Regions from separate parts of the Homo sapiens genome. Here region 2 is linked to region 1. The links are chromatin loops, found by intact Hi-C in ENCODE. Cell type or tissue: MCF 10A. All regions are shown on one strand. Each heading gives the region's core, and the rest is flanking DNA. Links, peaks and the distances in the headings are about the cores only. Region 1 holds the start of LOC124900664 (a long non-coding RNA gene). Region 2 overlaps SLC2A9 (solute carrier family 2 member 9).

What was found. Hi-C counts contacts between places; a loop is a spot of excess contacts. Peaks named below come from ENCODE experiments on the same cell type or tissue, not always from the same donor. Only the 100,000 strongest peaks of a DNase experiment are listed, where the experiment ranks them.
Region 2: it touches region 1 in a loop (3-fold over the local background); 9 of 110 quality-filtered maps call a loop at or near these places.

What each region holds. Positions count from the first base shown.
Region 1 is chr4:9,999,888-10,014,861 of GRCh38, reverse strand. All of the region lies in intron 2 of SLC2A9 (solute carrier family 2 member 9), which reads left to right. SLC2A9-AS1 (SLC2A9 antisense RNA 1) reads right to left here. Exons shown (of 4, transcript NR_183862.1): 4 at 9,963-10,734. LOC124900664 (a long non-coding RNA gene) reads right to left here and starts at 8,382. Exons shown (of 2, transcript XR_007058026.1): 1 at 8,170-8,382; 2 at 1-5,304. RefSeq lists silencers at 965-1,024, 2,543-2,837 and enhancers at 7,189-7,238, 7,519-7,868, 7,728-8,927, 10,568-10,727. In MCF 10A, for the core only: no CTCF peak of the experiment used is centred there; DNase peaks (open chromatin) are centred at 6,481, 7,661, 8,151, 8,471 and 1 weaker place.
Region 2 is chr4:9,943,841-9,958,814 of GRCh38, reverse strand. All of the region lies in intron 5 of SLC2A9 (solute carrier family 2 member 9), which reads left to right. Among named protein-coding and RNA genes, the nearest start is that of SLC2A9-AS1, 37 kb to the left of the region's middle. RefSeq lists an enhancer at 13,283-14,482. In MCF 10A, for the core only: no CTCF peak of the experiment used is centred there; no DNase peak of the experiment used is centred there.

The sequences.
Region 1 (14,974 bases), core at 4,131-12,130:
GAGAAGAGAGGGGTAGCTGTTCAGGCAATCCTTCAGTGCCCTTCCCTGGGTGTTGACCTTGCTGTATCTGGGGTAGAAAGATGAAAACGACACACATCCATGTCCTCGAGGTGCCCCAAGACCAGCAGCAGTGACAGAGGCTCAATAAATAATCACCAGTGAGACAGGCTGCATGGAGCCACAGGACAGCTGAAGGACTGTATTCTACCTGGGGAGGTCAGTGGGGCCTCACTGGGGCTTGAAAGAGAGAGCTCAAGGCTTTCTGGGAATGGTGGAGACCTAAGGGTAGCTGGATGTGGGGTCCAGTGGGGTGGAGAGGTAGAGGCTGGAAAGGGGAGCTGAAGCCAGATCAGAAAGGTTGCAGAGGCCAGAACAGGAGCATGATCCAGCACCACCCAGGCTATGAGCAGGCTGAGGGCCAAGGCTCGCCCTGGGAGGCCCTTCCGAGGTGGAAACTGCCCTGAGTGTGAGCTGAGCAGGCCTGCACAGAATCCCAGCTCAGAATCCTGCAGAGAATCCCAGGCACCATGTAGGTGCCTCTGTAAAGGGCTGGTGTCGAGCCCCTTGTGAGGTCGCTGCGAAATGAAAGGAGATGTGATGCTGGAGGAGCTCAGCCCAGCGTCCAGCGATCACCTCGAATTCTCTCTTCTCCTTGCAGTGGGCTTAGAAACGGGTGAGTGAGGCAGCCCCAGAACCAGGGAGACCAGGAACAGAGCAGAGCCTCTAAGGAATGGAATCTAACACAGGCTGGAAGGACCCAAGCCTGGCAGGGGTTTAGGGTGTGAGAGCTAGGCTTCACCTGGGGTGCTGGGCTCTCGAGAAGGAGAAAGAAACCCTTGGAACAGAAGAGGTGCAGATATTAGTGCTGCTTTGGAGTGCGGGGAGGGTATCTGCTCACAGAGATGATGAACAAAGGCTGCCACCAGGGGGTGGTGTGTGGATGCTGCCCCATGGGAAGGTGTGCTGCCTTTAGCACTGGCCCAGGCTTGTAAGTCCTCGGCCCAGCCAGCTTCGCCTTTCCAGCTGTTAGATAACTGGGGGCCCAGGTGATCGGGGCACAGACTCCAGGCAGTGGGCATTTACCTTCAGGGCAGGCAGCTTGCACTGTTAGAACAATCCATGCAGTAGCTGCCGTTGGCCCTGCTGCCACCCAGCCTCAACCTTAAAAACGCTCAGTGCTCCTCTCTCCTCAGATATTTGGAAACTTTCTGTAATGCCGAAAATGAAAATAACTCGCCTCTGGGCACCAGCTCTGCACTTGACCCAGGTTCAGAATTGTGTGCACACTGGATCCTTGTTATAATATTGCAAGGCAGCTATCACTAACCCCCTTTTAAAGGCGAGGAAACTGAGGCTGAGGGAACCCAATACATCCAAGTTTCAGGGGTGGGACACTTCCTAAACATTCCCACTGGCTTCTCCTCAACACAGTCACCTGGATGTGCCTCCTGGCCACCCAACTTTCCAAGAATCCCCAGGATCTGACTACTTTTCATGCCTCATTTGGAAGAGAACACCTGCACCTCGTGCATCCACAAGGGTCCTTGGCCAGCTTGGTGGATGGGATGTGAACAGAGGTGCTGATAGGCCACATGAGGCCTGGTTTATGGCAGCATCCCTGGTTATGGCAGCACTGAAGAAAGATCTTCAGTCCTTTCTTCCCCCAGATGGCAGAGAACTATTAAACGCACACTGGACTTTGCATGAACTGGCAAGAGGTTCTTATTGTCCTTAGCTGTTGAAAATCAGGGTTATCTGTGCTGTGCTGGTGCGTTGATCACCAAGATGAACACCACAGTAGCTAGGCTCTATTCATTCTCTACACTAAACCCTAACTGGTTTCTCTGTTTCCACTCTGGTTCCTACAGTTTAGTCTCCACCCAAAGGCCAAAGGGATCCTTGACAAATGAAGCAAGATCATATTGTCCCTCCGCTCAAAACCCACTATATCTAGAAAGCAAGCCAGACTGTGGTGACTTACACGGTACCTGGGGCCGTGACACATGACACATGACAGATGTGACCACTCTGTCATCATCATTTCCCCCCTCACTCCCTCTTCTCCATTTACACAAACTTCTCCCCACTTGCTGCCCCTCAAACACACCGCACGCTGGAACCTCAGAGCCTTTGTGCGTGCTGCTCCTGCTGGCTGCAGTGCTCTTCCCTTGATTTTCCTGTGCACTCTCCTTTGATTACTTCTTGCCTCTGCTCAGACGTCCCCTCCTCAGAAATGTCTTCCCTGACCAGCCTATCCAAAATGGCACCCCTCCATCACGCTTTAGCCCTCACCGAATTTATTTCTCCTCATGGTATTTAACACTACCTGAGATATGACATATTCCTTTACTTCTTGTCCTCCTTCCCTTCACTTTAGAAAGGTCCTTGCTTCTGCAGTGCCAGCACCTAGAACAATGTCTGACACATTGTAAGCATTTATAAAAAATATTTGCTAAATGAGCAAATGGATAAATTTAAATTTAAAGTGAGTCCAAGGCAAGTCCTTAGGTCTCTTCACTCTCAAACAAATTGCCAGCTGTGAGTCTGTCCTATGGAAAACTTCTGGGACCACCTCCACCATGTTCACAGATGGGGACTTGGACACTGGTCTGTCTAATTCCTGAGTATCCCTTCTTTCTGTTCCACTAGGCTGATCTGCTGCATTCTGTGAATCAGCAAACGTTCTGTGAAGGTCCAGCAAATGTTCTGTGGAGGTCCAGATAGTGCGTGGTTTTTCTTTGTTGGCCATATGGTCTCTGTTGCAACTACTGAACTCTGCTATGTAGAGATAAAGCAGTTATAGATGATATGTAAATGAATGGGTGAGGGTATGTGCCAATAACATTTTATTTACGAAACAGATGGTGGTCTAGGGTTTCCCTTGCTGGCCAATTGTTGGCTAACCCCTGTGCTAGAGGTTTTAGAAAAGGGAGGAGGCTCTTGTAGATTCCTTGTGTCATTAGTACCTCTGGGCAGAGGGCTGGCTGGCTGAATAATTAATCCACAGCCTATGCTGCATAGCATCTAAATAGGAGCACCTAAATCTTCCTGAAGATGTTTGCTTTCTAATCTCCTTTCTTTTGTTCATGTATTGCTGATTGTCTAGGCTTTGTCCTTTCTGTTTCCAGTGACTAGCTCCAATTGGCATAGTTGTATCTTTCTGTCTATCCATCTACTTACTTACCTGTCTGTCTAAAACATCCTGAAGTTATTGTAAAAGACTGCCAAATTTAGGGCTAATTTGCATACCAATCAAATGTAGCCTGAATTTTCAGACAGTCATGCATGCAAATGTGCTAATCTGAATCCTTGAAAATGGCTTCAGATTTATGCCATTGTAATCGTTGACCTTTAGTAGGAAAATGTTGCAGTGCCTGGAACCTGCTTCATTATACTGCTAGAATCATCTGGGATGATTGCCAGAGTTGTGCTGAAAGATGTCCTCTTGGTACCTGTGAGCACCCAGTGTCTAGAATCCACCTGAGAGGTTGTTAAGGGCTGGATGGAGACCCACAGACTGGAGTGGGGGGTTCTGAGCCCCAAGGGACATTCTCTGGGGACTGAAATGGGCAGACAGGGCTGATACAGGCCTGGGTGGGATGGTGGTGCCTGGGCAAAGCATGAGTCAAAGCTCCTCTTGCTCATGGGTGTTGTCCACAGAGCCTACAGGAAGATTCTGGAAGCAATGTTCTAAAGAAATGCAAGGTCTGTGGCAGGGCCGACAGTATGGAGCCCAGACTTCAGTCCAAAAGGGCCCAACCAAGACAAAAAACAAGCCAAAGGGTGAGGGGTTCAAGAGTAGCTGATCCATGAGAAGCAACTATTGAGGTGATGGACCTGGATGGATTCCTGACCTGGGACTCACGCACTTCCTATGATTGTAGGAGGATCCCACATTGCAATGAGCCCAAGAGAACAGTCAGCCTAGGCAGAACGACCACTGGGGGATGGACATTAAGAAAAGTCGCCAAGAAAAAAGGACCAAAGTTGAGATAATGAATGTGTTGAATAGGAGTTATGAATGAAAATAAAAATTAGAAAGCAAACAGGGAATGCAGTGGTTGGGGGAACAGAAGGTGAGGTGGGCGGGACAGTTCAGGGCTAATCAAAAGGGTAGACAGTGAACTTGGTGCCTGTTTGTGCAGTTTCTGGCCTGTAGCTTGGGGGAAATGCTTGGAGGCTTGGCAAAAGTATAGCAGTCAGGATTGTACAGATCAAAGTGTCACCTAAAACAATACTGTTCATTTGTTTCCCTGGCGTCTATCAAAGTACCTCGCACACAGCTTCGCCATGACTCCTGATGCTAACTAGCCATTTAGGCCAAACTTCACAGGTTAAGAGCACAGCCGTTCACAAGACTGGCCTTACTTCAGACACCAGCGACAGGCTCAGGGGTTCCGTGAACATATGGTAACACATTTGGGGGTTCTCACTACCCCTTCTGGTTTGATAATTTGCTCAAATGACTCACAGAACTCAGGAAGTGCTATGCTTAGAATTACAGCTTTATTATAGCAAAAAGGATACGAATCAGAATAAGCCACAAGAAGAGATCACAGGGCAAGGTCTGGAAGGATTCCAGCTCTGGTGTTCTCTCTCCTCCCACAGAGTGTTGTCTACCAGGGAAGCTCACCCAAGCTTCAGTGTTCCAAATTTTTATTGGGGTTTCATCATGTAGATGTGATTGATCAAATCATTGGCCATAAGGTTGAACTCAATCTTTGGTCCTCCTCTCTTCCCTGGAGGTAGGGCTGATGTCACTTGGCTCAAAGCCCCAACCCTCTATCACATGGCTGGTCTTTCTTGCATGGCCAACCCCCATCCTGAGTTATCTTGTTAACATACACTATCAAGGGATTCTGAGAGGTCTGCCATGAATAACTCAAGAAATCCCAAGAATTCACAGGCTACATCCCAAGAACCAGGGACAAAGGCCAGCCAAACTTTATTATACAGTTGTCTACTGTGTATATAAGATTTACATTACACAAATGCATATTATAAACAGAAAATACTCAAAAAATGTTTGTAAAATGAATTAGTGAGTGAGAGAAGGAAGGAGTGAGAAAGAATGAATGAGAACTTAACTTTAGGAGTCTAACTCATTGGCCCCACACCATCCAATATAAATTAGGACTTATTTGAAACAACACTGGCAGCCACAGAAATAATACTGAATGGCTTGGCTTTGATAAGAAATTACTCACTTTTCCAGTGGTTTTTGAGTTAGCCATGTTTTGTCTTCTTGGGAGGGGAGACACAGACTCTTGTCCTTCATGGTGTTAGTATTTAAGCCCAGGGTTTCTGTAGAGCAATTAAGTTGACTCAATGCATTTCCCAGCATAAATGGTATATTCTATTATTTTCTCCTGTCTGCTCCTTCCCTAAAGGCAGATAAACAAATGATAATAAAAAGCAAAATCAACATTTCCCTCTATAAGGGTAGAGCTGCCCAGTTAGCCACAGATGTTAGAACCTGATCAAACAAGATTCAAGTGAACCAACAGAGAGAGAACCCAAAAGCAAGTTCTGGTGCTTTCAGTTAATCCCACCCCATAATGCCATCTTAGCAGGCTGCTCTGGGAACCCAGGCGCTCTTAGAGAAAGAAGCATGTCGCCTGGCAGGTGCCTCTGGTGTGGCCTGAGACCCATTCTCAAGGAAACCAGGAGGGAATGATGAGCAGAGACTGTGTCAAACGACATAAGTTCTGGTTGGGGTGAGGGGGAGGCATAGCAGGGCTCAAGACTTTGGTGGAAGAGGGCTGAGATTACAGGAGGACCCTGTGCATTGTGTCACTGCAGAAACAACGGGCAATTATGTCTATGAAATGGGTATCTCTGAATCCCAGAGTTTTGTCCCCTCACCCCCCGCTCTTTTCAGTTTTACTCTTGCTTTTGTCTCACTTTATCTCAGTAACTATAAAAGCAACAGACTTCCATTAGGAAAAAAAAAAAAAAAAACCACCGCACAGAAATTTGATAATGAAGCTACACATACAAACATTCTTCTGTGAGTGAGAGATGATCTCTCTCATTTGTATACCAGCCCCACATGGCAGATTTATGCTGATAACCCTGTATTACAAATAAGGGAGAGATTGAGTGACTGGCCTAAGGCTACCTAGCTAATAGATGGTACACTTGGGCCTGAACACAGTCAAAACCCAGACTCCATCCAGAGGCCGCTTTTAATGTGTCATCTAAATCCACTCTTTTTTCTGAAGATCATCATATATACTGTTTAATACTCTCTTTTTTGGCTTACTATTTATTTGTAAGCACCTTTCTATGCTATTGGAAGTTCTGCATCACCAGGATGTTTAACAGCAGTGTGGAGCTGCCTCCTGTGATGTCCTATCTTCCTAATGTGGGCCTCTGAGGTTGTTTCCAATTTTTCTCTAATATGAGATGCTGCTGCATTGTTTAAATTGGGATCTGTGAGTCATTGTTTGGTTTGGTTTGATTTGATCAGAGCCAGCACAGCTGCTGACTGATGAGGGCCCAGGGACCTTTTCCAGCCTGGGGCGTTGGTGTCCAGGTGTCCCAGGCTGTGAGTGCCAACTCCCCCCGCACCATGCCCTGGAGGTCCCAGCGATTAGAGCTGGACAGCCTGCCTCTTTGATATAGAATTTTCTCATTTCATAAAGTTTCTCCAAGAAAAATGCCTTTGTTGAGCCAAATGGGGAAAGGAACTCGGTCCCATCAAATCTCCAGGAAGCTCAGCTTAGTGCAGTGGGGGCAGTGGTTGCTGCAGCCAGAGAGCTGGGGATAGCTGATCCAGCAAGATGGGAGGTAGGGAAACTTGGAGGGCTGTGTTGGAGTTGCACAGCTGGTGTGAACAAACCAGACAAGTGAAACTAGAAGCACCCTATTTCTGACCCATAGGGGAAGACCCTGAAATTTATTGAGCACCTGCTGTATGCTGACATCATGCTCGGGACTTCACACACCTCATTTCATCCTTCTGGCGGCCTCATCTACAAGCTAGGGGTTCTTATTCCCATTCTATAAATGAGTTATTCCAGAATTGATGTTGCAGACGGGGCCCCTGCTACCTCAAGCATCCAGAAGTGAATTGACTGGTAATGAAAACAATTTGCCCTTTTCATTCCGGCCAACCGGAGGATATGCAAAAAGGAGAGCAAAATATCATCTCAAGTCTGCGAAAATGCACTGTTCCCTGTAAACACAGCTATGCAACCTCTCAAAAGAATGTTCCAGCAGGAGGAAGGCTCAGGACTGTGATTGAATAAGAATAATATTGGGAGTGCATTCACTTCTCTGCTTCTGCCTGGGGCCAAATAGACAATGAAACTTACCTTCTTTATGTTTCAACTAATTAAACCCAAGCATTTGGCTGCCCCCTCACTGCAAAGGTGGCTGAGGGGAAACCCAGGAGGCTCTGAAAGCCTTACTTGCCTGGCTGTTGCTTGTAATTGATGTTTCCTCTTTCATCATGTTTCATTTCATTCTGAAAGCTAACTGTGGGAACAAAATAGTCTCAGGTGTCTGGAGGCACAGGAGCCTCTTTCCCAGTGAGTCAGCCAGGCTCCTCTGGGAGAATCACTTGGGGAGGAGGAAAAAACACCACAAACCTGCAAACCTAATGCTCAAGTCAAGCCAAAATGGGAGCTGAGTTTTTTCCTTAGGACAAGGGAGGTGTACTGGGGTCACCCAACACCACCTTCAGGTAGGATAATTCACTGGCATGAGTCACAGGCGTTGGCACAGGAATGCGGTAGTACTCACAGCTATGACTGATCACAGTGGTGGAACACAATGCTAAGTCAGCAAAGGAAAAAGGTGCAGGGGTGAAGTCCAGAGGAAACCAGGGGCAAGCTCCAAAGAACTCTTCTAGCAGAGCCTCACGGGACGCGCTTCATCCCCACAGCAACGAGTTGTGACAACTCTTGTGAAATTTGTCTAACAAGGAAACTCATTAGAGACTTGGAGTCCAGGGTTTTTCTCGGGGGGTGGTCACATAGGCACTCTCTGCTTGGCAAGCAGAAAATTCCAGATTCCCAGAAAGAAAGCAGATATAAACCACACTGAGACAGCATAAACCACACTGTTTGCACAGTTTAGGTACACTGAGTCACTCTTACCAGATCTGGGAACGGTGGCAACCCTTCCAACATCCAAGTTCCCAGATGCAAGCCCGGGACTTACCCTGCAGCAGGCTTTTCTAGGAAGAGAAGTCTCAGGCGTGCTGTGAGAGCTCTTTTCTACACAGGAGGCCTTACCTCGGGGAGCCAGGCGACATTAGGTAGCACTGCTGGGATTGTGGAATTTTGTTCTTGTGGGGCCCTAACTTCAGAGGGCCTGGTTCAACAATGGGTACTTTTTTAAGGACTTCTGGACTGCGTTCTTCCCTGTGCCAGTGTGTTCAGTGGTGCAGACTGTCTTTATAAAGCCCTAAGGCATTGTGGCATGACTTCCTCTCTTATGCAATGGTGTGTGTACTCTGGCCCAGCTACCAAGTGTTACTTCCGTGTATTTTTACAGGACTCCTGAGAATCGTTCCAAGTGAGTTCACGGGAGGCTCTGTGTGAATCAGTAAGGCACATTAATATTGTTAAACGGGCTACGAGGTAATTTGCCTCCCATTGTCTGGCAATTTCTTTTATTATTTGGAGATGCTCTAAGCCAGTCTTGGCTGGGAATTGCAGAGTTCAATTTTATGTCCAGAGGCTTGGTCCCCAGGTTCCTGGCCTGGGAGATAATGGTAAGTGATTCATGGATTCTTGAATCTGACAAATAAATGAGCCTAGGCCCCTTATTTTACAAATATAGCAGTAAAAATATCAACAACACTACCACCAACCACCCCAATTTCCGGTTTTTATTGTGTACTTCATATCGACCCAGCACTGTGCTGTATCTTCATTCTCTCATTAAATCTTCACAGTAACTCTTCAAGGAGGGCAATGATTTAACAGATGAGGAACCTGAGGCGCAGAGAGGTTAAGTAACTTACTCAAGGTCACCCAGCAAAGAAGTGGCAGAGCTGAGAGTGGAAAAAAGCCAATTCCAACTACCTTTAACATTGACAGCACTTCCAGAGAGGCACACAGATTGCTTAAGATCACCCAAGGCCACAGAAAGACTCAGTGATGCAAGCAAGTGTTAAATCCAGAACTCTTGGCTCTTTCTTAAGCTTCCTTTGCTTTAACCATGTAGCCTTTTATTCAGTTGTTTGCAGTTTAGGCTGTAGTTAGTACTAGCCGTAACATCAATGCTTCTGGAGCAACTCATAACAATTTTGATCAGACTCATCATCTCATACCAATTGCAGGAGCTTCCTAACAGGCCTAGCATCCTCTAGTCTAATCCCTGAAATGTCCTTCACACTGCACCTATGAAGAACATTCTTAACCACAAATTAGAGCTATCAATTCCGTGCTAAAACCCTCCAATGGCTCCCCAGTGCCCATGGAATTTTGTGTAGACTCCTGAGGCTGGCAGGCAAAGCCAGGTACAGGCAGCCTCCAACCTTCTACTGGGCCACCTTTCAACCCACTGCGTCTTTTATACCTCCTGTGTGGCAACCTGTGGTCTCCGGTTTCTGCACCTTCAAGAATTCTGTTAACTCTGCCTGTCGTCCTGTAACTGAGCCCACTCCGTCTGCCCTTCTTGCTTGCTTGACTTGGATTCCACAGCCTTTCTTGGCTTCCTATTGTCATGGCATTTTTATTCCATGTTATAATTGTATGTTTACTTGACTACTGTCTCCACTAGATCTTGAACTCCTTGAAGGCAAGAAACAGCAGAATTTGTATCTAGAAGAAAGGATGGGAAGCTGGGCCCCTGGTAGTGAGGAAGCAGACCTGTAAAGTCAGATAGAAAGATACAAGAATGTGCCTCGTGGCTGTTGGCTGAATGAAAAAGTAAAACAAGGAATCCCAAGTAAGATAGGAATGAGTGAGATGTCCCAAAGCAGGCCTAGAGGTTACCTACCACAGTGATCTTAAAGCAAATTTTTATTGCAGATTGTTTTCTTCAAACAGGATCGAGTTCTCCCAACACATAAAAGGAAAGCTCTAGGTAAAGGTTTATATCTCCAAGCCTTCATGACTTGGCCTAAATCTCTCCTCCTTCTTGAAGCCTCAGGTCACAGTGCAATTGTGATGGCATGGGCTCTGTAGTTACGTTGATTGTGTCAGCAGGGCAAACTTGCTGCTGTAATAAACAAGCCCTGTATCTCAGTGGCTTAACACAGTGAAAATTCCCATTTATATCACCTCATTTGAAGGAGATGAGCAGGAACACTCTGCTCCATGAAGCCATTCAGGGACCCAGGTTCCTTAAGTGAAGTGGTTCCACCATTCTCTAGGACTTTGGAGTCCTCTGCTAGATCCTCTGTGGCTGGCCAGCTGACAGGAGCAAGCGTGGAGCAGGCAAACACATTCTCAGCGTCTTGGTGGAGGTCACACATGTCCCTTGTACTTACACTCCTTGCTTGAGAAGTAGTCATATGGCCCCACCTAGATGCAAGGAACTGGGTAAGGTGGCCTGGCAGTATGTCCAGGAAGAGGAGAGCACTGTGAGGTCTAGCAGGCCCTGCAGTTCTACCATCTTTGGCATGGCTGTGGGATGTGTTTCTCCACTCCAGACTTCTCTGTTGTGAATGAAACTTCTCAGGATGGCTACAAGGGTTGAATGAGATGAGATATCCAAATGTCTGATACATACTTAGCAGTCAACCAATCTTCATTCCATGTCTCCTCTTCTCCCCTAAAACAGAGGTATTGATATCATCATCTTTATATTTTCTACACTTAGAGTTGGAAAAAAGTAATGGTTAAGAGATGGACTCTGGATCCCTGCTCACTGGGGCTGAGTCCTGGTGACATCGCATGCCAATGGTGTGAGCTTGGGAGGGCCCCTTGTGGCTCTGTGGCTCAGATACCACATCTGCCCAAAACAGAGGTAACAAATAGTACCCTTGTGGAGGGTAAGAAGTGAGTCAGTATGCCTCCAGTTCTTAGAATAGTACAGAGCATATTGTAACTATGATGTGTGGGTTACCTGTTTTATTATTATATGGTTACTGCCACACAGCAGAAACTCAAAACGAATTCTTATTTAAGCACCCATTCTGTATCATGCATGACCAGTCATGTTTTGCCATAGGTGAGGTTCACAAATCTCAAGCTTGGGGAATGTTAGTGCAGTGAATTCTCTGAGCAAACTTCATCACTGGCTTCAGCCTTGTGGTAACAAGGCCTTTCACCTGGGCTATTGCTGAATTCAGACCTGGAAGACAAACGTTCAGTTGCCAAAAGCATTGGGGCAAACAGCTTTCGGGGAACTTTTGAGAAAAGTGTTCCTGCAGGGGGCCTAGGCTATGCAGCAAGTCTTCTGGCCCCTCCAGAGTCTATAGAGGCTTCTGTCAGCCATTTCCCAACGTCACAGTAAGAAACTTCCACAGACTCCCAAAGCAATGCTTGGTAGTGGGTGAGCTGAAAACCCTCTCTTTTCCCACCAGGCTCCTGAATGCAGTGCAACACAAAGGAAAAGACAAAATTTCCTCCCAATCAGCATCCTTTTCATTTCCTTACATTAATTCCAGGAAGCCAGTCATTACTGAGGCCTTCCAGGGTGGGTATTAGCCTGACTCCTTGCAAGACAGCTGCAATTGCTTGAATTACTATAAGAGTGCCATAGGGAGCAAGTTCACGTGCAAGAGTGACCTTGCACATGTGGAGGTCTCCTGTTTATCAGGTGGCAGGAGGGGTGTCTGTGAAGTCCTGGATACTCATTACTTATGCCAGCTTCTCTGAAGGGTCTTTACTCTGTACATACTTGCAGTAGTTCCTGGGGCAGCCTCTACCCCCTGTCTTGCTGTGGCCCCTCTAATCCTTGCGCTTAGCAATCATCACTGTTTCTCCCACTAGACTCTGTGCTCCTTGGGGGTGGTTGCTGCTGTATTCACCACGGTCTGACGGAGTATCCAGCCCAAGCAAAGGCTTAGTTGATATAGTTGATATTTACTCTTTTTTTTTGTTTTAGATGGAGTCTCGCTCAGTCCCCCAGGCTGGAGTGCAGTGGCGCAATCTTGGCTCCCTGCAACCTCTGCCTCCAGGGTTCAAGATATTCCCCAGCCTCAGCCTCCAGAGTAGCTGGGACTAGAGGCGTGCACCACCACACCCAGCTAATTTTTCTATTTTTAGTAGAGATGGGGTTTCACCATGTTGGCCAGGCTAGTCTCAAACTCCTAACCTCAGGTGATCTGCCTGCCTTGGCCTCCCAAAGTGTTGGAATTACAGGCATGAGCCACTGCACCCAGCCAATATTTACTCTTAAATCAATAAATGCACCATTAGGTTTATCTGCTTAACTTTCACATCTTAATCATAAGTTCAAGAGTTCAGTTTGTGGAGCAGTTGTATTTGTGCCCTGAAGTTTGGCAGCTCCACCACAAAAGCCTCCCAGTGCATATAAGCCGTGACTGTGGGCAGGTTATATAACTCTCAGGCCCCTTGTTTGTAAATGAGGGCTTTTACCACTAGGGTTGTCGTGAGGGTGAAGTGAGATTATTTATGTGCTTTGCTAGAGTTTCTGTATTTCCATAGTTGTAAGGAACAACTAAAGCCAAAAAAGTTGTTGAAAAGAGTGGGTTGCTCACAGGATCAGTGGGAGGGCTGGAGAGCCAGGCCTGGAAGCTCTGTAGCTGGAGATACTACCCTAAATCACTCCCAGAGCTGGTCCTATGGGCTCCGCTGCAGCCACCACTGCCATTGACTGCACCGCTGGCACAGGACATTGCAGCTCCCCTGCTGCTGCCCCCAAACCCAATCCCACCAGAGCTCCCTCTGCTGCTGGAGAATCCTCCTCAGCCCCATGTCTTAGCCCCAGTAACACCTTGATCAAAGTTCCAGCATCTGATTGGCTGAGCCTTGGTCACATGTCCACTTCCAGCTGCAGAGGATGCTGGGAGAGCGGGTGTCTGGCATGTTTGGCTTCTGTAGTTATGTGTCCTTTGTTTCCCCACTCAGGATTCTGAGGCAGGAAAGTCTCCCAGGCGGGAAGAGGGCTTCTGATGCTGGGGAGCCTAAAAGGCAGATAAATGTCCAATAGAGGACATAAAGCCTTGACATTGACTAAATGGTCAATGTCAGGTAAATGTCCAGCCACTAAGAAAGAACATAGTGGCCATTCTGAAGGCTGCTGGTAGCACCCTGATGAAGGCTCAGGAATCAGTGTCCTGGTAGCCCCAGTGAGGGGATGGCAGTTTGGACCGGTTGAGTGGTGGAATGGTGGAAGTGGTGAGAAGCCTTTTGGAAGCTAGGCAATATATTACTTTTCTAGAGCTGCTGTAACAAAGTACCACGGACTGAGTGACTGAAAGAACTGAAATGTGTTATTCCATAGTTCTAGAGGTCAGAAGTCCAAGATCAAGGTGTTGGCAGAGTGGATTCCTTCTGAGGGCTTTGAAGGAAGGCTCAGTTCCAGCCTTCTCTCTCTGGCTCACAGATGGCCATCTTCTCCCCATGCCTGTTTACATCATCTTCCTCCTGTGCCTGTCTATCTCCACATTTCCCCTTTTTATCAGGGTACCAGTCACGTTGGATTAGGGCCCACTCTAGTGACCTCATTTTAATGTTATTTGCTTTGTAAAGATTGTCTCCAAATAAGGTCACATTCTGAGGTACTAGGGGTTAGGACTTCAACATATGAAGTTTGGAGGGGAACAAAATTCACTCTGTACCCGTGTCTGTCTTTGTGTCCTCTTTCTATAAAGGACACCAGTCATATTGGAGTAGAGTGGGCCTTACTCCAATATGACCTCTTCTTAATTAATTATATCTGCAATGACCACATTTCAAATAAGGACCCATTCTGAGGTTTGGGGAGTTAGGACTTTAGTATATAAATCTGGAGGTGTGAGGTTAGATACAATTCAACCCTAACAGTCAGGGATGAGTGAGGGTGGATTAGTTGAGGAGATTGGATCAAGGGCAGGAGTTAAGAATGACTTCGTGGTTTTTGGCTGAGCAACTGGAGAATGGTGGTCCCATTCACTCACGTAGGGAGGAACAGATAAAGGAAAGGAATTCAGGGGCAGAGGTACAGGCTGATGGGTCCCATTCCACACTGGTTTAGTAAGGGATCTGTGCCCCAACTATGTCCAGCAGGACATAAAGAGAAGTTTGTTAGAAGCTTCCGGGAAAGTTCCTCTTAGCACCAAGAGACCTATGAGAGGCCAAGCTTACTCTCTCCAGTCATGCATGAATAGAAAAGCATGTAGCCAAAACTGCTACTAGGAGCCATCCTGCAATTGTGAGTGCATGCTGTCTTAGGATGAGGTCAAAATTATGGAAAGCAGAGTGAAGCAACCAGATGGCACCTGGATTCTTGGCCATTACTGAGTCACCAGATGGGCCATCCTTGAAGCTCACCACTCCTGTAAATTTGCATTTCTGTAGGTGTCCTCATTGTTCAGCTATTTTGAGTTGAGGTTTCCTGTTACTTGCAGCCAAGAGCATCCTTAAATGATACAATGCATTATCAGCTCCAGTGGATGGAAGATCTTTGAGATCCAGGGTTATGTTCCATTTATCTCTGTGTCTAGCTCAGGGCCCAGTACTCAGCACATGTTTGTTGAATGAGTCAGTGGATGACGTAGATCAGTATCTTGTGCACTGAGGTCTGGAAACTTCATCATCGATAGAAATAGCTGTAGCTATTGATAATATATTCTATCCTCACTCCGTGCTATGAGTAAGATAGTTGTGAATCCAGAAAGAAAGAGAAAACAGAAAGAAGATAAATACCTCGCAAGCAGAGGGTGTCTCCCCTCCTCACCTCATTTCCTTCCATCAGACCATTTGCTTATGTCTGAAATCTGGGAGTTTTCTGTGATCTTCTTTCACTTTCTGCAACACCATCTGTTCTCAAACCTGGAGCCAATCACCCAGGAAGTCCTACCTATTCTACTCTCAAAATATATCTTAAATCCATCCACTTCTGT
Region 2 (14,974 bases), core at 3,193-11,192, 55 kb after region 1:
TTTATTTTTGTACCTCAGCCCTCTAGCCTGTTGCTTTCGTCTAAATGGGTCTTTTCTGGACAGGTCCTGGTGCAGAACAGTCCTGGGATTCTTGCCTCTCTCCTGGGTAGAAACCACTGGTTCCTGGATCCTATGTCCTCCTCTTCTTGTTTTTTGTTTTGTTTTTAAATTATTATTGTACTTTAAGTTCTGCGATACATGTGCAGAACATGCAGGTTTGTTACATAGGTATACATGTGCCATAGTGGTTTGTTGCACCTATCAACCCGTGATCTACATTAGGTATTTCTCCTAATGTTATTTCTCCCTTAGGCCTCACCTCCAACAGGCCCCATTGTGTGATGTTCCCCTCCCTGTGTCCATGTGTTCTCATTGTTCAACTCCCACTTATGAGTTGAGGACATGCGGTGTTTGGTTTTCTGTTCCTTTGTTAGTTTGCTGAGGATGATAGTTTCCAGATTCATCCATGTCCCTGCAAAGTACATGAACTCATCCTTTTTTTCTTGGTTTATTTTCTTGTTTTGCTAAATCATTTCCTGCAGTACTTTCTTAAGAAGAAAACATGCAATGAAGACAAAGCTTTTGAGACTTTCCATGTCTAAAAATGTCTTTATTCTATACTTATACCCAGTAGATAGTTAGGCTAGATATAGAACTCTTGTATGAATATAATTTTCCTCAGAATTTTGAAGGCATTGCTTCAGTGTCCTGTAGCATCTGACATTGCTGATGAGAAATCTGATGCCTTTCTTATTTTTGATCACTTATATGTGAACTGTTGTTTCTGTGTTAACTTTTAGAATCTTCTTATTTATCCCTAGTTTTGAAATTGTATGATTACTTCCATAGGTGAGAATCTTTCTCTTCAGTTGTGCAGAATTCTCAATACTCATTTCCTTTCATTCTAGATCATTATGTTACTTCTTTGATAATTTTCTCCTAACCTCCCATTTTTCTATTCTTGCTCCTTTCTCTGAAACTCCTTGCAGTCAGATAATAGGCTGCTCTTCTAAGTTTGATTTTAGTATTTTCTGTCCTTTCCTTCATCTCTTTATCATTTTGTTCTTTATGGAACATTTTCTCAAATCCATCTTCCAACTTGTCCACTGTATTTTTATTATTTTATCATATTTTTAATTTCTAAGGGCTTTCCCCCTGTCCCCGTTCATTTTACATGGAGTCCTGTTCTTGTTTTTTAGATATAATATTTACAACTATATTTTAGAGGGTATTACTGATAGGGTGTATTGCCCCCTGCATTTGTTCTGCTGCTACATTTTTGTCTCTTTGCTCCAGATTGCTTTATCTTTCTGTTGGTTTCTTTTTGCCTTTCTCCTTTGTGTTAGACACTTTTTCAAAAGTGTGGTTCTCCCATTCATATTTAAAAAGAAGGTGAGCAAAAGCTGTGGGTGAGGGACAAGGCTTCACTCAAGAGTGATGACAGCGTGAGCAGGATTTGTATTGGGAGGCCCCACAAGTCAGTGTGTGAATGCCTTTTCTCTTTGGAGGTTTGGATTCTCCTCCAAAGAATGGGAGATGCCTATTCTGGGAAAAGATTCACTGCTGATTACTGAGGGCTCTGAGATTTATTTTCATGTTTTTGGCCTCCTGTTTTGCTGCTGTATCTGGTATGTCCAAGCCTGGAATGACTGTGGTTCCATTGATTGTGAGAATGAACCCCATCTTCTGGTTCCCATCAAGAAGTGAATAAAGGGCATGAGGCTAAAGGCCTGCCACCAAAACTCTGTTTTCATTCCCACCCTCACCCTGTCTTTGCTGGGTCCTCCATGCTGAGCCACCAGGGGTCTTTGGGGCAAATGTCTTCACTTCCCTTCAGTGCCCCCACAGAGGCTCCGAGTGCCACTTCCTCCACTTTGCTATTCCATCTTCTAAAACTGGGCTAAAAACCTCTTGCTCACCATTGCCATTTCTTGCATTCCCATGTCCTTGTGGTTAATACCTTTGAAATGTCTGTACTGCCACGTTTAAGGAATGGATAAGATAAATCGGCATGGACAATCTGCCTTGTTTATCAAGAAGTTTTAAAAAAATTTTTCGGTACCCAATACACAAAAGGCACCCAGGAAACTTCAAATGAATAAATTTTAGAACGATCACAATTTGAAATGCTAGCCCTAGAAAACCCTTTAAGGAAAGCCTGAGACATTCATATTATAAATGGGAGACTGAGACTCAAATAGCACCCAGCCTCTATGTGAACGCCGCTGGTAACAAAGCTCTCAATTCCTCCAGAGAAGAGGCTCATAGGTGGAGGTGGCTGTGTATCAGAATGGCCGAAGATACTTTTTTTTGTTTTTTTGTTTTTTTGTTTTTTGAGATGGAGTCTTGCTCTGTTGTCCAGGCTGGAGTGTAGTGGCACGATCTTGGCTCACTGCAAGCTCTACCTCCCAGATTCACGCCATTCTCCTGCCTCAGCCTCCCGAGTAGCTGGGGCTACAGGCTACCATGCCCGGCTAATTTTTTTTTGTATTTTTAGTAGACATGGGGTTTCACCATGTTAGCCAGGATGGTCTCGATCTCCTGACTTTGTGATCCACCTGCCTTGGCCTCCCAAAGTGCTGGGATTACAGGCGTGAGCCACTGCACCCGGCCGATGATACTTTTTAAAAATCCAGATGCTCACTGGGTGGATCACGCCTGTAATTCCAGCATTTTGGGAGGCCGAGGCAGGTCGATCACCTGAGGTCAGGAGTTTGAGACAAGCTTGGCCAACATGGTGAAACCCCATCTGTACTAAAAATACGAAAAATTAGCCGGGCATGGTGGTGGGTGCCTGTAATCCCAGCTACTCGGGAGGCTGGAGCAGGAGAATCGCTTGAACATGGGAGGCAGAGGTTGCAGTGAGCCAAGTTTGCACCACTACACTCCAGCCTGGGCAACAAGAGTGAAACTCCATCTCAAAAAAAAAAAAAAAAAAAAAAAAAAATCCAGATGCTTGAGCCCTACCTCAGACTTTCTGAATAAGAATCCCTAGAGAATGTCCAGTGGGGCTCAAAAGGTTAATACTGACCCAAATCTGGAATCTTTGAGAGACAGAGGTGTCCGCGGCAGCAAATCCATACAGGTCTGCAGCAACCTCAATTCTTGCCTCCTCAGAAGAAAAAATTTGACGAGGGGCATAAGGCAGAGGGAGAGACTGAGGCAAGAGTTAGAGCAGGAGTGAAAGCTTATTAAAAAGCGTTACAGCAGGAATGAAAGGAAGTAAAGTACACTTGGAGAGCACCAAGGGAGCGACTTGAGAGATCAAGTGCACGGTTTGAACTTTGACTTGGAGTTTTTTTTTTTTTTTTTTTTTTTTTGAGACGGAGTCTCGCTCTGTGGCCCAGGCGGGAGTGCAGTGGCGCAATCTCGGCTCACTGCAAGCTCCGCCTCCCGGGTTCACGCCATTCTCCTGCCTCAGCCTCCCCAGTAGCTGGGACTACAGGCGCCCGCCATCACGCCCGGCTAATTTTTTTTTGTATTTTTAGTAGAGACGGGGTTTCACCGTGTTAGCCAGGATGGTCTCGATCTCCTGACCTCGTGATCCACCCGCCTCGGCCTCCCAAAGTGCTGGGATTACAAGCGTGAGCCACCGCGCCCGGCCGACTTGGAGTTTTATATGTTATGCTTCCAGGGGGTTGCGTCTCCTCTCCCTGATTCTTCCCCTTGGATTGGGCTGTTTGCATGCACAGTGGCCTGCCAGCACTTAGGAGGGGCCGCACACGCCGTGTGTTTACTGACGTTGTGCACATGCTGACTTGAGGCGTTTTTCCCTCACCAGTCAAAAGTTCCCAGAGGAAGGCCATATACCAGGTAAACTCTGCCATTTTGCCTCTTCGTGCATATGCTTGAGCCCACTCGCCCAACTCCTGAGATCTTGTCGGGAAGCTTATGATCACCAGTTTTAGGTTTTTTTCTATTGGGAGACTGACTGCCTTTCCCAATAATTGCCAGCTGTGACCAACTATTATTTTAGAGAGACAGTTTAACAACTGCCTGACCATCACCTGATGGCCACCTGACATTCCTGGTGGGGAATGCCTGACTACCCACTATAACAGAGGCAGGGGTCAGACACTACCTCTTTTACTCATCAGGGGTCATGGTAGGTCCTGGCTAGGTGAGCAGGAAGCAGGTCTTGTCTGGGCCTTGCACCCTCTACCCAAGGGAACATTTGGGTCTGTAGAGTCTGTAGACACCCACTCACCCAGGGCCGCTACCACACCCAGATCCAGAGGAAGAGGGAGAAAAAGGTCTCACCCCCTGCATGTATGGCTCCACATGCCAGCCACCAGCCAGTATAGACCAATGGCTGTCACCCAGTAACCCCATAAGTAACTCCGTCGTGAAGTTAGGGCAGAGCAGGAGGTCAGTAGTGTGTAGGCAAAGACTTCTTTATGTAGCCCAGAGGAGTGGGGAGCAAGGGTTGCCCCTTCCTGCCCAATCTAGGTCCAAACAAATATAGTTGCAGACAAGTCTTCCAGTGGGGAGCCCCATGTCTGTGGCCAGGCCCTTTGGGCTGTGTGAAATGGTAACAGTGACAGCTGTTGAGTGAGTGTTACTAAGAACTGGGCATTGGCTGGGCACATTGGCTCATGCCTGTAATCCCAGCACTTTGGGAGGCCAAGGCAAGTGGATCTCTTGAGCCCCGGAGTTTGAGACCGGCCTGGGCAACATGGCAAAACCTCATCTCTACAAAAAATTAGGGCTGGGCGCAGTGGCTCAAGCCTGTAATCCCAGCACTTTGGGAGGCTGAGGTGGGTGGATCACCTGAGGTCGGGAGTCAGAGACCAGCCTGACCAACAAGGAGAAACCCTGTCTCTACCAAAAATACAAAATCAGCCGGGCATGGTGGCTCATGCCTGTAATCCCAGCTACTCGGGAGGCTGAGGCAGGAGAATTGCTTGAGCCCAGGAGGTGGAGGTTGTAGTGAGCCAAGATGTTGCCGTTGCACTCCATCCTGGGCAACAAAAGCAAAACTCCATCTCAAACAAACAAGCAAACAAACAAACAAACAAACAAAATTTAGCTGGGCACGGTAGTGCATGCCTGCCATCTTAGCTGCTCAGGAAGCTGAGGTGGGAGAACCACCTGAGCCTGGGAAGTCAAGGCTGCAGTGAGCCATGATTGCACCCCTGTACTCCAGCCTGGGTAACAGAGTGAGACCCTGTCTCAAAAAACAACCAACAAACAAAAAACTCCTAAACTGGGCATTAGGCTGAGCACTTTGCATGTAATCTGTTGAATCCCCAGCACAACCAGTAATGCAGGTTTTATTATCTCTATTTTATTGATAAGGAAAGTGAGGCTCATAGAGGTTAAATTTAAATTTGAGGTCCAAAATGACCAAGGGAGCAGGCAGTGCAGTGAGGAGAGGACTCAAACTCAGATGGGCAAGGCACCAGTGCCCACATCTGGGCCCACCTGGCCCTCAGTGGCTCCAGCTCTTTAAGCAACAGCATGTGGCTGAGATTTGAGACAGGCAGATGATACAGTGTGGGACCTCTCGTCACTGCCCAATGATGTTACCTCAGGAGAAGCACTGGCTCTCTGGGCTTTGGTTCTCTACCTCCTACCCATGGCCAAGAGGCATAGCGGGTTCAGTGGGTATTTGGAAAACAGCACAAGCTAAGCTTGCCCCACTTTGCCCAGTTTCCAGTCAGGAATGACCAAGATGCGATCCGAACCTCCTAAAAGACTTTTAGGATCTGAAGAATTAAAGTCACAGAACTTGTGAATCAGAGAAACTTGGATATAGAACATTAAAATCACAAGTGTATGATTCTAGGACTTTTGCAAAGCATCTTACAATGCAAGAATTACAGCTTGTTAGAGTTATAGGACATTCAGATCACAGAATCTGTGAATAGAAATTGACCATAGCAGAAAATGACCCGACCGCTTCTGGAATGCAGAAATCTCTTCCAAAACAGCTCTGACATTGTTATTTCTATTATTTATCAAACATTGTATTTGGCCATTCTTGCACGGCTGTAAACACCTGACTCACGCCGGTAATCCCAGCATTCTGGGAAGCTGTGGCAGGCAGATCGCTTGAACCCAGGGGTTTGAGACCAGCCTGGGCAACATGGTGAAATCCCATCTCTACAAAAAATACAGAAATTAGCTGGCCTTGGTGGTGCATGCCTGTAGTCCTAGCTACCGGGAGGCTAAGGTGGGAGGAGCCTAGGAGGTTGGGGATGCAGTGAGCTGAGATTGCGTCACTGCACTACAGCCTGGGAGACTGAATGAGATCCTGTCTTTAAAAAAAAAAAAAAGACAGACAGATCTGAGACAGGGTAATTTATAAAGAAAAGAGGTTTAATTGGCTCATGGTTCTGCAGACTGTACATGCATGGCACTGGCACCTGCTCAGCTTCTGGGGAGGGCTCCAGGAGCAGGCACATCACCTGGCAAAAGCAGAAGTAAGGCTAGGGAAGGTGCCACAAATTTTAAACAACCAAATCTTGGGAGAACTCATTCACCATCATGAGGACAGCACTAAGCCATGAGGGATCCAACCCCATAACCCAAACACCTTCCACCAAGCCCCACCTCCAACATCGGCGATTATAATTCAACATGATATTTGGCAGGGACATATATTCGAATTATGTCAAGCACTTATAAAGCCCCTACTGCATGTGAGGTCCTCCTCTGTGGACTAAACTTTACGGATGAGCAAACTGAGGAGTAGAGGGGTGAAGTGGTTTATCTGTTATCTCACAATCAGTAAGTGGCAGGACCAGGGTTCAGGACCCAACCTCAGAGGTGGGCCAACTCCAGAGGGCACTCTCTTTCTTGGCTTCTGTGGCATTGGGAGTCTTATGAGCTGAGCCGTGGCACATGGAAGCCACAGTGCTTTAGCCTCTGCCTTCCAGGCAGTCAGCTTAACCCCACTGCTTTGATACCTACTCTAATTCTGCAACCATTCATCCAAACATTAAATGAATCTTTTGTAAATTTCCTGTCCTTTTCTGACAATTTTACTTTTCAAGCTTTTTAAAGATTCCATATCAAAAACTTTCATACCACCTTTTTCCATTGAGAATAATGAGGAACATTTATAAAATTTGATTTCTCACATCTTTATTAGCTTATTCTTCTAGAAAGAAGTACATTTCCTTTAGACAGAAAGGACAGTTCTCAAAAAGCCAAATTCCTAAAGATGATTACTGTTTTTTTAAAAATAAACTTTTCTGATTCCATATTGACATTTTGACATTTACTCCTCAAGCCTTCCTAAGTGGGATATGGCAATTATAATTCTTTATTATCTGTACAAATTTATGGGGTATGTGTGAAATTTTGTTACACATATTTGTGTGGTGATTGAGTCAGAATATTTAAGGTATCCATCACCTGAATAAAATACATTTTTGTTAACTTTAGTTATCCTACCCTGCTATCAAACATTGGATTTATTCCTTTTTATACCCTTCAGCGTGCTTCTCTTTATCTCACCCCACCACCCTTCTCTGTCTCTGTTATCTATCTTTACACTCTCCACATCCATATGATCAAATTTTTTAGCTTCCACATATAAGTGAGAGAGAACATGCAATATTTGTCTTTTTGTGCCTGGCTTATCTCACTTTAGTTAATGCCCCCCAATTCCATCCACGTTGCTGTAAATGACATGATTTCATTCTTTTTAATGGCTAAATAGTATTCCATGATGTATATATACCAAAGTTTCTTTATTCATCCATTGATGGACACTTAGGTTGATTCCATATCTTTACTATTGTGAATAGTACTGCAATAAACATGTGAGTACAGGTATCCCTTTGACGTATGAATTTCTTTTCCTTTGAGTAGTACCCAGAGGTGAGATTGCTGGATTGAATGGTAATTGTATTTTTAGTTTTTTGAGAAATCTCCATACTGTTTTCTTTTTTTTTTTTTTTTTTTTTTTTTTTGAGACGGAGTCTCGCTCTGTCGCCCAGGCTGGCGTGCAGTGGCGCGATCTCGGCTCACTGCAAGCTCCGCCTCCCGGGTTCACGCCATTCTCCTGCCTCAGCCTCCCGAGTAGCTGAGACTACAGGCGCCCGCTACCACGCCCGGCTAATTTTTTGTATTTTTAGTAGAGACAGGGTTTCACCGTGTTAGCCAGGATGGTCTCGATCTCTCCATACTGTTTTCTTTCACAGCTATACTAGTTTACGTTCCCATGAACAGTGTTTAAGTTTTCCTTTTTCTCTGCATCCTTGCCAGCATCTGTCATTTAATAATAGCCATTTTGACAGGGGTGAGATGATATCTCATTGCGGTTTTGATTTCCATTTCTCTGATGATTAGTGATATTGAGCATTTTTTCCCATAAGATTGCTTGAGAACCAAGCAAGGCAGAGGACATCCAAACCCTTTGAAAAATAGAAAATGTTTTAGGAATAGGGGAAGGAGCATTTCTTGAAAGATGACCCATGGGGGGGCTCTATGTGGGTGCTTCTCTCACATCCAATTCTCAAAACCACTTTTTGTGTGGTGAGTGTTGTAGCCTTGGAAGTTCATCTCATTATTATTTCCAACAGAGAAAAATGAGAGGTAATCACAAAAGCCCATGTTCTTGAGATACCTGTTATTGTTAGTGTTGAAATAGAATCAGAGCATGAATGCGCACCAAAAATAGCAATTCTAGAACAACATATTTGCTGCAATGAATTGAGCCATCTTACTAGCTGGCTTGTACTCTGTGGGGTCAGGTGTGGAGAGGGTGACATTGACCCTCATGCCCAACAGGTAAGGTTGGTAAGGCAAACACGACCAGCCACATGCTCCCCACCCCAGGATTCAGTAAAGCTGTGGCCAGCAGGGTCCTTCCCAGGAGGCAGTTGTTGGGAGGGACGGTAAGGTCAAAGAAGCTCCATGAACATTTGCTGGCTGTCACTATTTCCCTGTGAGGCCCCACTGCTAAACAAGCAGGAAGCATTCAAAGATGTAACAAAGCAACCCTATGGAATGTGAGTGCAGGCTTCACTATCTTGATGTTTTTGTAATAGCATGAGCTATTGGAGTTGAGCTTGAGTGATCACTGATGAGTTCTGTATAGGACCTGCCATAGAGGAGTGTGACAGGTTCAGCCTGATAGAATCTGCATATAAATTCCCTATTCAGCTAGCAGCTGCCACCATGAGGGAAGGGAAGGTGGCAAGGCAGCAGTGCTTTGCTCCAGGAACTGCAGATCTGAGGAATAATGTCAAGGAAAGAGCCCCGTACAGGGATCAGAAGAGCCAGGCTCTTGTTCTGCCAGACCCCCTAATTTCTCATGTGCCTTGGCATGAGTTACCTGACCTTTACAGGTCTACATTTTCTCTTCTATGGACTAGAAATTATAATAATACTTTGTGGGAAAATATTATTTATAATACTATAAAACATCAGCCCTCTAATAGGACAACATATAGGACAGTTTTAGCATTTTTATAAAAAGTATTTTAAGAGCAGGAGTGTCTGTCGTTTCAGGGATTTCTGTATCTAGCTGGAGCATCTCTTATCTGTGCTGTCATTCATCCTCCCCAACATGCATTCAGTAAACAGGCATTTACTAAACACCTGCCTTTTACCTGGCACTGGGCAGATAAATAAAGGAACAAGGCAATGGGTGGCCCTTCAGGAGCTCCGTCTATAGGGAAACACACCCATAAAAAGCACATTGCTATGCAGAATAACAAGTGCTTTAATGGAAATTGGTACCAGATAGAGAAGTCATCCACGGGAGGGAATGCTATAAGGTAAAGGATGAGTAGATAGATGTGCTGCAGAAAGGGGTTCTTGCTAAAATGGCCTAGGAGCGTCCTTTGCTAAAGCTGTATTTTACAGGGAAGTACACAGATGGGCCTAGGAGAAGTTTCAATGGGCTGACTAATGTTTGGCCAAGTAAATAATTTTTGTCAGATGTGTGGATGGACATGAAGATTTGGAATCATGGGCCCATAGATGTGTCTTAGGTTGAGTTCCCCAGAAAAGAGACCCTGAGATGGAGATGTGGGCAGGAAGCTGATTGGAGAATGAGCTCAGATCAGTGCCTGCAGGGGAAGAGATGGGACCAGGATTCAGCAGAGGGAAAAGGTGAGCAACCCTCAGCACAACAGAGGTCTCAGTTGAGCCCACAGGGAGCTCTGGAGCTGGGATGGCCCATCAGAGTGGGATAATTTGGAGGTGGGGGAACAGAACTTTATGCCCCCACATCAGTCAGCCATTGGATGCAGTTTGTTCTTGGGGAGGGCTGGGTAGCCTTGGTGGAGGAAACATCCTTCAAGGGCAATTCCAGAGGACAGGCCCAGCTGTGGTCCACAGCCAGTAATGCTCCCAGCAGCTATAAGTCAAGCTTGTCAGTTCTGGGCCATGCACCACCATTCACTGCAGGTGACGCAGGTGTGGGGGAAGCCCTAGGACAGTGGCCGTCAAATAGCTCTACATTAGAGTCACCTGGAGAGCTTGAACAACCCCAGCACCTAAGCCGCACCCCCAGACCAATTAACCCCAAATCTCTGAGAGTAAGGAATGAGTATCAGTAGTTTGTAAAAACTCTCCAAGTGATTCCAATGGGCAGCCAAGTTCAAGAATCACTACCCGGGGGATGTGTGTGAGATGAATGAGAGGAGGGCTTGCCTCAAAACCTTGGATAAGTATCCCGAGAAGCTGGAGGAGAACCAGGGAGAGTGTGTCATGGAAGGTAAGGGGTGGGGGGGTGGTGTTTAGAAAGAAATAAGTGGCCACCTACAGCAAGAACATACATGCCTGAGTGGGAGGGGCAACCAGCTGTTCTAAAATGTACCCAGAATTTGTATGAATCCTGTATGGCGAGGTGATGGACATGGAGGCAACCTTATCTGAAAGAAGAATTTATTACTCACAGTTCCCTAGAGGAGGGGACATACCACGCCATGCAGGACCACGCAGGGAAGCACTGGGTCAGTCAGGAGGCAGAAAGAGGGAGGGGACAGCCTGCACCAGAGCCTTTATTGTGGCCCCATGGCAGGAATGAGTGAGCAGGGGAGGCAGGCTTGAGATCATGTTGCCAGGCTCTGGGCTACAGGGCTGTTCCCTAGTTGTCTGATACCTGGCTCTGGAGTGGCCTGTGGGAGGGGAAATGTTGGCTCAGAGTGTGAGAGTTTGATAAAGGAAGTGATTGGAGTATAGACTTTGGATTGGTGGGTTTGCATACGAAAGGCCTGCTCTCAGGCAGGTTGTTTACTAGCTCTAGGAATTATTAATAGCTAGGGAGCTGCTATTAATAACTGCTCGGGAAAGGTCGGTCTCTCTGAAATCAGAAAGGTCATACAATATGAAAGCGAAATAAAATACAGAACACATAAAACATGATTAATATTAATACACTAACCTCATGGCCACCTAGGTTGGGGTCAGAGTGGGCTGGATTTAGCCTCAGCCCACCCCCTTATCAGGGAGCTGAGTGCTCGGTGCACCTTTCACAAATATGCAGAGCAGCCTTGACCCTGGATCCCTTGAGCTGCAATGGAGAGAGACAGAAAGAGATGTACACCTTGCAGCAGAGACAGAGAAAGAGCACCTGCAAACCTGCAGGCTAGGACAACTGCAAGGACGAGTGGGTGGTCCCAAGGTTGGGACACTCCAGAACCCTCGGAAAGTGCTCATGAGGAAACAATATCAGTTTTACACATCCATTGGCCCCAGAGTCCCAACGTACAGCCTCACACACTTGGTTCCTAGAGGGGTCAGACACTGGCTAGCAAGCCTGGGGAAGAGGGGTAGGAAGGAGGAGAGAAATAGAGAAGTCAACCATCTACCTCCCACCCCAGCTCTTTCCACTGCAGGCTTCTAGCCTAAAGCAGGCTTGGAGGAAGGGGTATGGGAGATGGAAGAAGTGTCAGTCAATCCATTCAATTCAGTTGATTTTGATTATTATTTTATACTGGCAATTCTGATGTCTAAATTGAAATTGTGATTCTAGGATAGGACTCTGCTCAGTTTCAGCAGAAAAGACATGAGCCCCTAGAATGGGGCAGGGAAATAAAGCCCCAGGGATTAAATTTTAGAGGAATAAGGAGACAAAGATCAAGGTTGTATTTAGATGACATTCTGGACTGTTCTTATGTAACACAAGGTTACATTTGTAACACACTTAGCAGGGAGCTGGGCACGTGGAGCCCACTTGATCAATGTAAGCCATTATTAGAATAAGAGCCTAAATATGAAGAAATATAAAGAAGAGCATTTCATTTAATCCCCCAAATAGCTGTGTAAGGTAGGGCTTGCTCTTCCCCTTTCCAATCCAGCAGCATGGAGCAATGGCCACTTCTGGAGCCCTTTTGCTGTCAGAGGCATAAGTGGCCCAGCCAGCATCAACCCCCTCACCGTGCTCCCTTGTCTGGGGGCCATGAGCATATTGGAACATCCTTTATAAGAACTTGACTTGGGGTAAGAGTAATGATTTCAACTCTACTTAAACATTTTTTGCTGATTCATCATAGTCCAGGATGATATTATTTATGGACTAAAGTAGTCTATAGCTTGGGGGAAATATGACCTGGAAGTCTATTTAAAACATGGAAACCTGCAGATTAAAGAACAAGATAATAGAACAAGATAATTGCAAAGCCCATTCGCCTGACCTGACTGGGAGTTAAAAATCACCTTGGCTGACAAGACTATCCTTTTCTTTCCTCCTGAGTGAAATAGCAGGTGCAAAGACTCTGCCTGTGTTCTCCTAGATGGACGCTCTAGGGCTTTACCAAACCCAGCAGGCTGGACCGACACCACAAAGACTCATCTTTGAGGTTGTCGTTTGGTGGCGCCTCATGGTCTTGTGTCAGGCGAGTAATATGCGGTTTTTTAAAACATGCCTTCCTTTTTGAACAGCACCTGAAAAAGACACTCAGAGGCCACTGTCTGAAAATGGCAAGCGCTGTTTGTGAAAGGGACCAGTGTGTAGGAAAGCCCTTTCCCACGCTGATTTGCTCCTTCAATAGACATGTATTGAACCACTACTGTGTGCTAGCAGGTCTCTGCCTTCAGGCCATGCCCATCTAATGTAAAACACTGAGGCCTCAGCTCTGTGTTGGGACCAAGTGCCCAGGAGCTCCATCAAGGGCCACTGAGGGTCTTAGGCCTGGGTCAGATGGTAGAAGTTCAGACCAAGCTCTCCTGGCCCTTCCCCTGAGTCTGGTGGTCTGATGGCTCCTCCCTGGTCACTAGGTATGTCTTATCAGGCCTCCTGGATTTGAATTCAGACTCTGGGATCCCAGATTTGGCGGCCAGTCATGCCTCTATGACCGAGTTGTGGCCTCAATGAGCTATTGAACCCCTCTGTGCTGCAGTTAATATTTCTGTATAGTGGAGATAATCACAGGCTCTCTGTCTGCGAGCTATTGTGAGGATGAGAAGAGATGAACTATCCAATGTGCTTAGTAATAAAAGCCACTCTTTCCTGTTGAACACCTACAGTGTGTGCAGGCCTGTGCTCAGCACTCCCGACATCCATTCATGGACTAAATCCTCCCAACAGAAATCCTCCCTAGGAATACGTGTTGTCACTGTCCCCATTTTACAGATGAGAACACTGAGGCATAGGCATTTCGATAACTTGCCCACAGCACAGTGAGTGGGGGTAGAGGCAGAATTCAAATCCAGACAGCCTGCAAGAGAGCTGTGCCCATAGCCACTCACTAGGTTGCCCTGATCCTGGCTGCAAGCCCCTGCTCAGTAAGGGTTGCTGATGGCGATTACATCTTTACCACTGTCATTGGGAGAGAAGACGTGCATGTTCATTGTCAGAAATTCTTCCATAAAGCACAGGGCATAGCAGAGCCTTTATTGTGGCCCCACGGCAGGAATGAGTGAGCAGGCTAGGCACTTACTCATTGAGATGACGTGTGCGCAGGTCATCCTAGCTATTTTTATTATTTGGGTGGGCCACATGTATAATATGGGTGGAAACACTTCATTCAACACACACCCTACCCACACACCCAGTCACACTTTTCTTGGTAGAAGGTGAGGGGAATAATCTCTCCTAACTATAACACCTCTCCCTGCAGCCAGCTAATATCTCCAGGAAATCTCTGAACACTTGCTGGAAAAAGCCAGGTTCAGACTCTTCTGCTGGCTAAGCTCAGTCCCTCTGGAGTAAACTCTTATCTGAGCTCCACTCTGGACACTCCCGACCCTCACCTTTTCCGCTGTTCACCCCAGGGATGTGTGCAGAGTGGCCACTGCCATTGTCCTTCCCCAGTTCAGAAATGTTGGCATCCCAATCCGGGGGCTGCCCACCCTGAGGTTTAAAGAATCCACCTTTTCTCCAGAGGTAGAAAGAAGACCATGGTCACCCATGCGACCCCCCTTAAGAAAGAGTCCACACGTCCTTGTATTTAAGAGACCAGGGATCAAAGGCTATGCCATAAACTTGATAACAGCCTTTCAGGAATAAGTCATGCAATGTGAAACATACCCACTGACTAAGATTCCAAAAACACTGAATTGTAGATTCAAGGAAATAGAGAGTGTCCATCTCAGCTAGTGCATAGACCCCTCAAAGGCTCCTGTTGTCCTCAAGCCAAGTCCAAGAGCCATGGAAAGGCAGCAAAGCCACCCATGACCTGACCTCTGCTCAAGGCTCCAGCCTCAGCTCCCACATCTCCGGCATCCCCTGACCTTCTGTTTCCACTACAGTTGTTGTTCCCCAATGAGCCTGGGTGGATCATGCCTCTGTGTGGTTATACATGCTGTTCCTATGCTGGGGGTGCCCTTCCACCCAGTGGCAGCTCCAAAAACACCACCCCTGGGAAGTGCTCCCACTGTGACGATACTGTGGGAAAATATTAGGCTTGATTTCCACCTGTGTGGCTCCTGGCTGGGAGGCCTCAGCACAGGAATCGCCTGCCACACCTTTAACATGCAGCAGTATTGCTGGCTGTGTGTGGGGCTGGCGGCTGTGCGGTGGAAGGAGACAGCCATGGGAAGGGCTCACATCACATCCGGCACGTGGTAG